Linked DNA regions of Homo sapiens: region 1 is linked to region 2. Evidence: chromatin loops called from intact Hi-C (ENCODE). Cell type or tissue: dorsolateral prefrontal cortex. All regions are shown on one strand. Each heading gives the region's core, and the rest is flanking DNA. Links, peaks and the distances in the headings are about the cores only.

Evidence for each region. Hi-C counts contacts between places; a loop is a spot of excess contacts. Peaks named below come from ENCODE experiments on the same cell type or tissue, not always from the same donor. Only the 100,000 strongest peaks of a DNase experiment are listed, where the experiment ranks them.
Region 1: a loop joins it to region 2, with 2.3 times the contacts of the local background. A loop is called at or near these places in 1 of 110 quality-filtered maps.

The regions. Positions count from the first base shown.
Region 1 is chr5:173,410,507-173,414,893 of GRCh38, reverse strand. All of the region lies in intron 1 of LOC105377732 (a long non-coding RNA gene), which reads right to left. Among named protein-coding and RNA genes, the nearest start is that of MIR8056, 65 kb to the right of the region's middle. RefSeq lists an enhancer at 1,777-2,278. In dorsolateral prefrontal cortex, for the core only: no CTCF peak of the experiment used is centred there; a DNase peak (open chromatin) is centred at 2,268.
Region 2 is chr5:173,335,796-173,340,182 of GRCh38, reverse strand. No RefSeq gene overlaps it. Among named protein-coding and RNA genes, the nearest start is that of MIR8056, 9.5 kb to the left of the region's middle. In dorsolateral prefrontal cortex, for the core only: no CTCF peak of the experiment used is centred there; no DNase peak of the experiment used is centred there.

The DNA of each region.
Region 1 (4,387 bases), core at 281-4,280, 75 kb before region 2:
CAGCCCTGATGTTCCTTGGGAAAGTGCCACACATGCACGCATGCACACACACACACGCGCACACACACACACACACACACACACAGTGCACAGATAAGGTGACCAGGCCTGGTCACTCAGAGCATCAGAGATTAGTTCAGGGATGTGCATGTGACCCAGTCAGAGTGCCTTCCATGGCCCTTGCTGAAGACCTAAAAGCAAAGCACAGTTGACCCTTGAACAACGCAGGGGTTGGGGCTCTGACAGCCCATGCAGTGGAAAATGTACACGTAACTTTTGGCTTACCAGAAACTTAACTACCAATAGCCTACTGTTAACTGGAAGCCTTACCATTAACATAAATAGTTGAATTAGCACATATTTTTTATGTTCTATGTATTATACACCGTTTTCTGTTTTTTGTTTTTTGAGACAGAGTCTCACTCTTGTCTCCCAGGCTGGAGTGCAGTGGTGCCATCTCAGCTCACTGCAACCTCCGCCTCCCGGATTCAAGTGATTCTCCTGCCTCAGCCTCCCGAGTATCTGGGATTACCAGCAGGCGCCACCACACCTGGCTAATTTTTGTACTTTTGGTAGAGATGGGGTTTCACCATGTTAGCCAGGCTGGTCTTGAACTCCTGACCTCAGGTGATCTGCCCGCCTTGGCCTCCCAAAATGCTGGGACTACAGGCGTGAGCCACTGTGCTCGGCCTACACCGTATTCTTACAATAAAGTAAGCTAGAGAAAAGAAAATGTCATTAAGAAAATCACAAGGAAGAGAAAATATATTTACTGTTTTTTAAGTGGAAGTGGATCATCACAAAGGTCTTCATCACCTTCACATCAAGTAGGCTGAAGAAGAGGGAGGGGTTCGTCCTGCTGTCTCCCAGGTGACACAGGCAAAAGAGGTGGAGGAGGTGGAAGGAGAGGCAGAAGAGGCAGGCACGCTCGGTGGAACTTTTAGTTTTTTAAATCCACATGTAAGTGGACCCGCACTGTTCAAACCCATGTTGTTCAAGGGTCACCTCTACTCTCTTTTTCCACTGTTGGCGGCCATCCCCCCACCATGAGGTGAACACCAGCCTGAGGACAGAGCCAACAGAGAGGGAAGCAGAGGCAGGAAACAGAGCCCCTGCTACACCATCTGGACACCTGAGTGCAGCCATGCCTGAAGCCAGCCTGCCCTTGTCCTGCTCAGTGTGATGAGCTCATTGTGCTTAGGTCAGTTTTCTTAGATGCAGTTAATACAGGGGCCCTGGAGATACAGACCTGGGTGTTCTCTAGACTCATCCACATGGGGAAGAAGTCTGCCCATGGGCTCTCAGCCAGAACGCATGTGGTGAAGTTTTGTGACCAGAAAAAAAACTCCTGGAGCAGAGAGTGTCCCTGCTTCATCCAATGTCCCCTCCACACCAACCCCCCCACCATCCCCTCACCCAGGAAAGTGTATTTGCTGTTGCCGGTACCCATCCCCCACCTTCCATGTGTTTTGTTCCAAAAGTCTGAACCTGAGAGAAGCGTTTGGGAGTTGACAGTCCTCTGGGGTGGCCCTCAGCCAATGCCTGACGATCCCGGGGTATGAAAGCCCAGCTCTCTACCAGCCCTGAGTAGTAGCTAACACTCCAGAGTCCCCTGCAGGATCAGACTGAAGCGACCCTCATGGGCCTCCGGCTGAGGCGTCCCTTGGCTTCTTCCCCTGCCCTGTGCTGCTTCCCATTCCTCGCTGTTTCCCTGGAAGCACTTCCTCCACACATCAGCCGCGTGCAAATCCTCATCTCTCTGCAGAACATGTCTTAAGAAAGGAGCTGCAAACAGGCGAAGCCAGGTGGGCTCTGAGCATCCCCCCCACAGCCCGGGGCTGGTGTGCCTGCAGGTCACCTTTCCCAACCCGTGCTTTCCATCTCACTCCGAAGACAACATACAACCACGCGGGCTCTTCTTCCCTCCTCTCCCGGCAGCCCCAAAGCGGGGAATGAGCTGTCTCCGGGATATCCACCACCACCCAGAGTGGCCACCGGGGCCAAGCTGGCTCCCTGCCCAGGGGAAAAACAGCCACATGCCATGGGTCATTCAGGCATGCAATTCCTCATCCCGGCTCTGAACCTGGCCCCTAGGCCTGCCTACACCATGCTCGTGGACTCCTCCCCTCATCAAGCTTGCCTTTGTCTCACCACACTGCCTCTGGAATCTCCAACAGTCACCAACTCAACTCCCGTGGTTCACTGACCCAGAGCTCTAATAGGCAGCTCTCCAGACCCATCTTGGATCGGCCCCATAGTGCATGTGCCAGGACCACACAATGGGCGCCCGGCTTCTTCTGTTCCCGGGGGCACGGGCAAACTGTATAGTTATTCTGCTACCACTAGCTAAGCATTGACTCAGAACTCAGAGGGAAAAGGAGCCTCTCACCTCTTGGTGGTGGTCCCTCTCCTGCTCCTTCTCCACAAGAAGTGTGTAAACCTTGTGACCACACTGAATGGGCACTGCTGTTTTTGTCTGCCCAGAAGCCACTCCCTCTTCTACCAGTAAGAACACCCCAGACCGTGTCATTCTGAAGACTCCAAGGGTGAGCGGGTGGTCGAAGTCTGGCCAATCAGAGTACAACAAAATAAATAAATAAAACTCTCGCCACAGTGATTGGTTTGGGAGGCCCGTGAGCACAACCAGGCTGGTGAGACTTGATTGTTTGACATGGGATTGTTTGAAGGGAGCGAGATGCTTTCCTTCTCCTGGATGTGAGGCTGGAAGCAGGTAAGCTTGGAGATGCCAGGAGCCCCCGTGGGAGAGTCTGTCCAAGGGAGAAGTCAGTACGTTCTCTTCTCTGTTATTGTTGGGATGCTGCTGCTGTTGTTTTTCTTTGCTTTTCTGCTTAAGCCGGTGTGAACTGAGTTTTTTTCCTGTCACTTGCAAACAAACGCATAGTGACTAAGAGAAATTCCAATGGCCAGCAAGGTGTGATGGAAAAAGTACAAGAGAAGTCACTGCCTCTAGCCCCAGCTCTGCTACTAATTTGACATATGACTTTGCTCAAGGCCTTCAACATCTAAAACAAAGGCAGTGGGTATATGATGCATAGATCTCTTCCCAAGCTTTGAGAAGAACATGCTAGGTTTGTCTTCACCTTCCTTTCAATGGAATCCTCTTTTGAGGCCCAGTTCAAATCACCAGAATGCCTGCCCTCCCTGGAACCCTAGGGAAGCCCTCTCTCCCTGCTTTGAACTCCTGCAGCATTTATTCACCTGTGCACTTATTGGTTCTTATACCACCTTCATATGTTCATGCATGTGTGGTGTGTCCCTCAAAACTCAAGAGTGGCTAAGCTTGTTGCACTTCACCATAATCCAGGCACTATGCTAAATCCATTACGTGCCAGCTCCTATGTGGTCCTCACCTCCATCTTGCAGGTGGAAGACAGTTATTAGCTCAGTCTCTCCACCGTAGAGGTGAAGACATGGAAGCTTGAAGGAAACAAGTCACTTGGCAGAGGTCACCAGGCTAGGTGCGCCAGGACAGGGATTCTTGAAGATGACAAACTTCTGCATCATACCGCTCTGCTTCACAGACACGGCCCTGGCACAGGGCTGCTTGTTCTATATTGCTTCCTTCCGGACACCTGCCAATGGATTTGTCTGTGGTGAACAGATCTCCAGAAGATGCAGTTCCAGCAAAAGGAAGGGTCAAATAGCATTTGGGGCTGCCTCTCCCAGCAGCCCAGGTCTGTGAGTTGGTGGGGGAAGCATCCCAAGGAACATGCCACTTGCCTCCCAGCTTTGCCTGCTCTGCCCAGACTGCATCCCCTCCACACAGAGCCCCATTCACCATCTGGCCAGGAGGTGAGGCGTCATCCAGGGAGTTCTGAGGCCACACTCTGGAGCTGGAGGGCGGCTGGCTAACAGACGAGCAATTCACCCCTGCAGCAGAAGAAATCCAGTCCCAATCAAGAGCTCTCACTGTCCATCCATGACCAAAACAACCCGCACCCGTTCACTGAACCCTGAGCTGGGCCCAAACATTAATTTTGTTACCAAACACAGTGGAACAAACCAAAGTGTTTTTTTCCAGAAAAAAAAAAAAAAAATAGTAGACCAGCTTGAACCTGAGCTGAACCCGTATATTTTCTAAAACTACTGAACAGGAACAAAAATCAGATGCCAAAATGTTCTGCAAATGAAACCAGCCTTTCACTCTATCCAACTTCTTGATTTGGAAAGCAAATCAGGCAGGCGCAGAGGGAAGAGGAGCATTTGACTTCCCTCGAGTGGAGTGTGTAATCCTGTTCTAAGGAACACCGTGTGAAGGTTGGAGACTGGCTTCTGTTCAATGTGGTGGGAAAAAATGTTATTTTTATTTTAACCTTCCATAAAGATGAATCAGAAAATTTCAGAGCATTTAGTTCCTGTGGTGTTG
Region 2 (4,387 bases), core at 284-4,283:
CCCAGGTCTTTTTTTTCTCATAAAACCACTAGTTCCCCTCCCATGATAACCCATTCATCCATTAACCCACAAGTGAATTAATCCATTCATGAGGGCAGAGCTCTCATAACCCACCACCTCTTAAAAGCCCCACTTCTCAATCCTGCTACATTGGGGATTACATTTCAACATGAGTTTTGGAGGGGACATACATTCCCACCACAGTGCCAACCCATTTTCCATTATTTGAACAGGCCAACTTATCCCAGCCCCAGGGCCTCTGCACTTGCACTGCTTTTCCCTGGCTGGCTTTTTTGTGTCTTTCAAGTTCCTGGAGAAATGACCCCAGTTCAGTCATTGCCTGACCACCCTGACTAGCATAGGACCTTAGTCACGTCCCTTTTCTTGTTACTTGATTGGCTGCATGTGACCAGCTGGTTTGTCCATCTAAGTCAACCTGTGTCCCCCAAATCCCCACACAGCACCCAGCACATCAAAGGTACTCATCAGCTGTTTGTTGATAAATGACTGAGCTATGAGGCTCTGGCCTCCACTAGTCCCGCTGGAGAGCCACACTGCTGCAGGTAAAAGGAGAAAGGGTGACACTCAACAGGGCCATCACCATTAGCTTGGCCCATGTTCAGAAGTTTCTCCATCAGCGAGCCGGCTCAAGCAAGTCCTCCTAAGGAAACACAAGTCAGTGAAGAACTTGACAAATGGATCCCACGGCTGGTCAAAAGACGGTCACACTCTAAAATATGCACGACCAGATTTCGTGCACCGCTCAAGTTTTATCTTTGACCGTACTTATGGAAACATTATTCAAGAACATCGTGAACACACAAAAATAAATCTTTAAAAATACCATTTGGACGACATACACATACCAATGAAAGATTTTCTCTTTCTACTACAGCAGCCCATTAAGGCGTTTTCAAAGAGCAAATGTGGTAAGTTACTGCACACAGTAACCCGCAAATAAAAACGTACCCAGTTACGACCCACACAGCTTCCTCACAAATCAAAGCCACCCCAATCTCCAAGTCTAGATGGAGCCACCCAACCGGGGGGAACGGGGGAACAGCTCACTGACTCTGTTTCCTTGCTTCCTGCCTTCTGAGGATTTGAAGACAGTGCCCAAAGGAACAGAAAGTCACAACTCTTACTGAGACTCAGATTCCTGTCACAGAATGGCCACAGCCACTACCCCCTGCTTTGATCAGTGAGGGAATCAATGGCTATGCAGTGCCTGCCAGGCGCCAAACACTGAGCAACATTTGCGACACATGATCACATTTAACCCCATGACAACCTATAAAGTACATAGTGTTATTCCTGTGCCTATGTTGACCCGATTGAAGCTCAGAGAGGTTAAGTAATCTGGTCATGGTCACACAGCTAATCCACATCAAGGCTGAGACTCGAATCCCTCGACACCTAGCTCCAAGCCCCTACCCTTCCCACCCACACCAAAGCCATCCCCACTTGCGCACCCCATAGATCATCTCTCCTTGCCCTCGAACCTTTCCCCATGTGGCTGCCATCAGCAAACTGAAGTCAAGGGCCTAACATCTTCCTCTTTTCTGTCTTCCCTAAACACCCACCACATGCTGGGCCTCCAGTGCTCACCGTATGGGAATGGCTTGGCCAGGCTGAGCTGTGCTGATCCATGGCCACCTCCCTCTGCCCCGCCTCGCTTTTCTTCTGCCTCCCCCAAGGGAACTGTTTTCTTCTTTTTTTTTCTTCATCAATTATAAGCCTTCTTGCTTTAGTTTAGTGTGCCTAATTTATCTTGTTACCCACATCTTTTTGTTGATAACCTTGCCAAAAAACAAGAATAATTTAAATATGTTCTTTGTCTTTCTTTTAGTTTATAATCCTACCTTTGTTTCTTTTCATTTGTTCCCTCTGAGCCCTTTCTTCTAGTTATATTTTTATCTCTCCCTAGTTCTTCTGCCTTTCTCGAGGTTTTAAGATCTTAGGGAGAAAATATATACATACGCACATATATATGGCTTAGCCTATATATATATATATATATATATATATATATATATATATATATATATACACGTGCAAACTAAGCTCAGTTTGATCAGCATCAAAATGAAAGTGTTTTGCAACATGATTCGTCATCCTTATTGTTCACTGGTAAAGGTGGAGAAAATGGGTCATGACTTCTAAAACCATAATAAAATACAAAGATCTGGGGATTTGAATACCCAGGTTCAAATTTGGACTTAGAGCCTTCCAGCTGTGTGGGCCTCAGACAAGAATCTCTGTGCTCGAGGTTTTAATCTGTAAAATGGGAATAATCATTCTACTCCCTTCCAAGGTTGTAGAGAGGTCTAAAGGGGCCATGTCTACAAAAGCACTTTTAACCTATAAATAATCTCCGCATAAAGCAGTATGGAATGAGGAAGTGCTACAAGAGTAAGGAGGATCTGAATTGTCTATTGTACATCTCACCTGAATGGCCTGCTCATCCCTTGCTTTCGACACCTTCCTCTGCAAACTGGGCTCCCCCTCTCTGAGTCCCAGTTCCGCAAACGGAACTAGGGGCCTTTTGTCATCCAACACACACACACACAACCACACACACACAGGCGCACATACACACATTTAAAGCTGTGTGTCAACCATTGTAGTGGGTGCTGGGGATTGGACGTTGAACATGGCAGGCAACGTCCTCTCCATCAGGGAATTTATCATTCATTTTGGGTAGGAGAAGGAATAAGGCAAGAAACCATTAAAACAAATAAATAAACAAGGTAATAACTGGGCGAGACCTCTGATTTGCAGGAACAGCCTACATTAAGACCCTAAAGCAGGGGGAAAAGCTTGGCTAATTTGCAGTAAAGAAAAAAGGCACCAGGGCCAGGCACAGCGACTCACGCCTATAATCCCAGCACTTTGGGAGGCCAAGGCGGGCGGATCACGAGGTCAGGAGATTGAGACTATCCTAGCTAACATGGTGAAACCCCATCTCTACCAAAAATACAAAAAATTAGCCGGGTGTGGTGGCGGGCGCCTGTAGTCCCAGCTAGTCTGGAGGCTGAGGCAGGAGAATGGTGTTAACCCGGGAGGCGGAGCTTGCAGTGAGCCGAGATCACGCCACTGCACTCCAGCCTGGGCGACAGAGCGAGACTCCATCTCAAAAAAAAAAAAATTTAAAAAAATGCAACCTTAGCCGGGCGTGGTAGTGCATGCCTGTAATCCCAGCTACTCAGGAGGCTGAGGCAGGAGAATCATTTGAACCCGGGAGGCAGAGGTTGTAGTGAGCCAAGATCACACCACTGCACTCCAGCCTGGGCAACAAGAGCGAAACTCCATCTCAAAAAAAAGAAAGAAAAAAAAAAGGCACCAGAAGGGAATGAGGAAATGAGAGAGTAGGTTCCATGAGATCTGCACACCAGCAGGGCCAGATCTCCCAGGGCCTTCCATGTGGACAGGAGTGGATTTTATTCCAAGGAGGCCTCTGGAGTTAAGCAAGTGAGAGGTATGATTTGGTTTGGGGGCTTTTCGTTTGGTGGTTTGGTTTTTTTTTTTTTTAATCATTATTAATCTGGCTACATATGATGCAGAGAATTTGGATTGGAGAGAGTATTGGCAAGTGAAAGTGGACACAAGAAACCAGCTGGTTAACCCGGCAGTGGTTCAAGACAGAGTTAACTGAGGCTTGGAGGGTGGAAATGGGAAGAGGAAAACAGCAAGAATTGATGGTGAGTTTCATGCCGAGGTGTGAAGGAAAGGAGGATACCAAACATCACTCCTGGGGTCTTTGCTGGAGATGGGGGATGGCGAAGGAGGGGTGGGAAAGGTGTTATAGGACAGGAGGGAGGGAAAGGTGACAAGGGGATAATCAAAGAGAGGCTTTAAACTGCCATCGTTTTTCTCACTTACGCTTTCTGTGCGAAACTTGGTTATCATGCCAGTTTGTCCCTACACGCTCCTCAAAATCACCTCTTCCTTCCCATTTCCAATTTACCACCTGACTTCTCAATGGGTCCCTGACTCAGGGGTCTCCCCTCCAATCCATCTGCAGTTCCCACGTCCTCAGGACTTCCTGGAACAATGCACTCTCCTTTATTGTTTAAGAGGTTTGCGCTGGGCTTTCTGTTACTTGCAGATGAAGCCAGATATACCAAGTCCTGGGGTCTAACCCCAGTCAAGGTTCCAACTGTGGGTCCTCTCCTCCCCGAAACACGGTCCCTCCTAGCCATGCCAAATCACCCAGCTTCTGCAACATGCTGCTTGCTCGCTCCTCTAGGCCTCTGCGTGTGTTGGTCCATCTGCCTGGATTCTTCTTTCTCCTCTTCTCCATCCTCGAAATGCCACCCTCCAATTCTCCAGGATCCAATTTCTACTTTTTTAAGTGAGTATAAAAACTAACATTTTTCATCGTTGA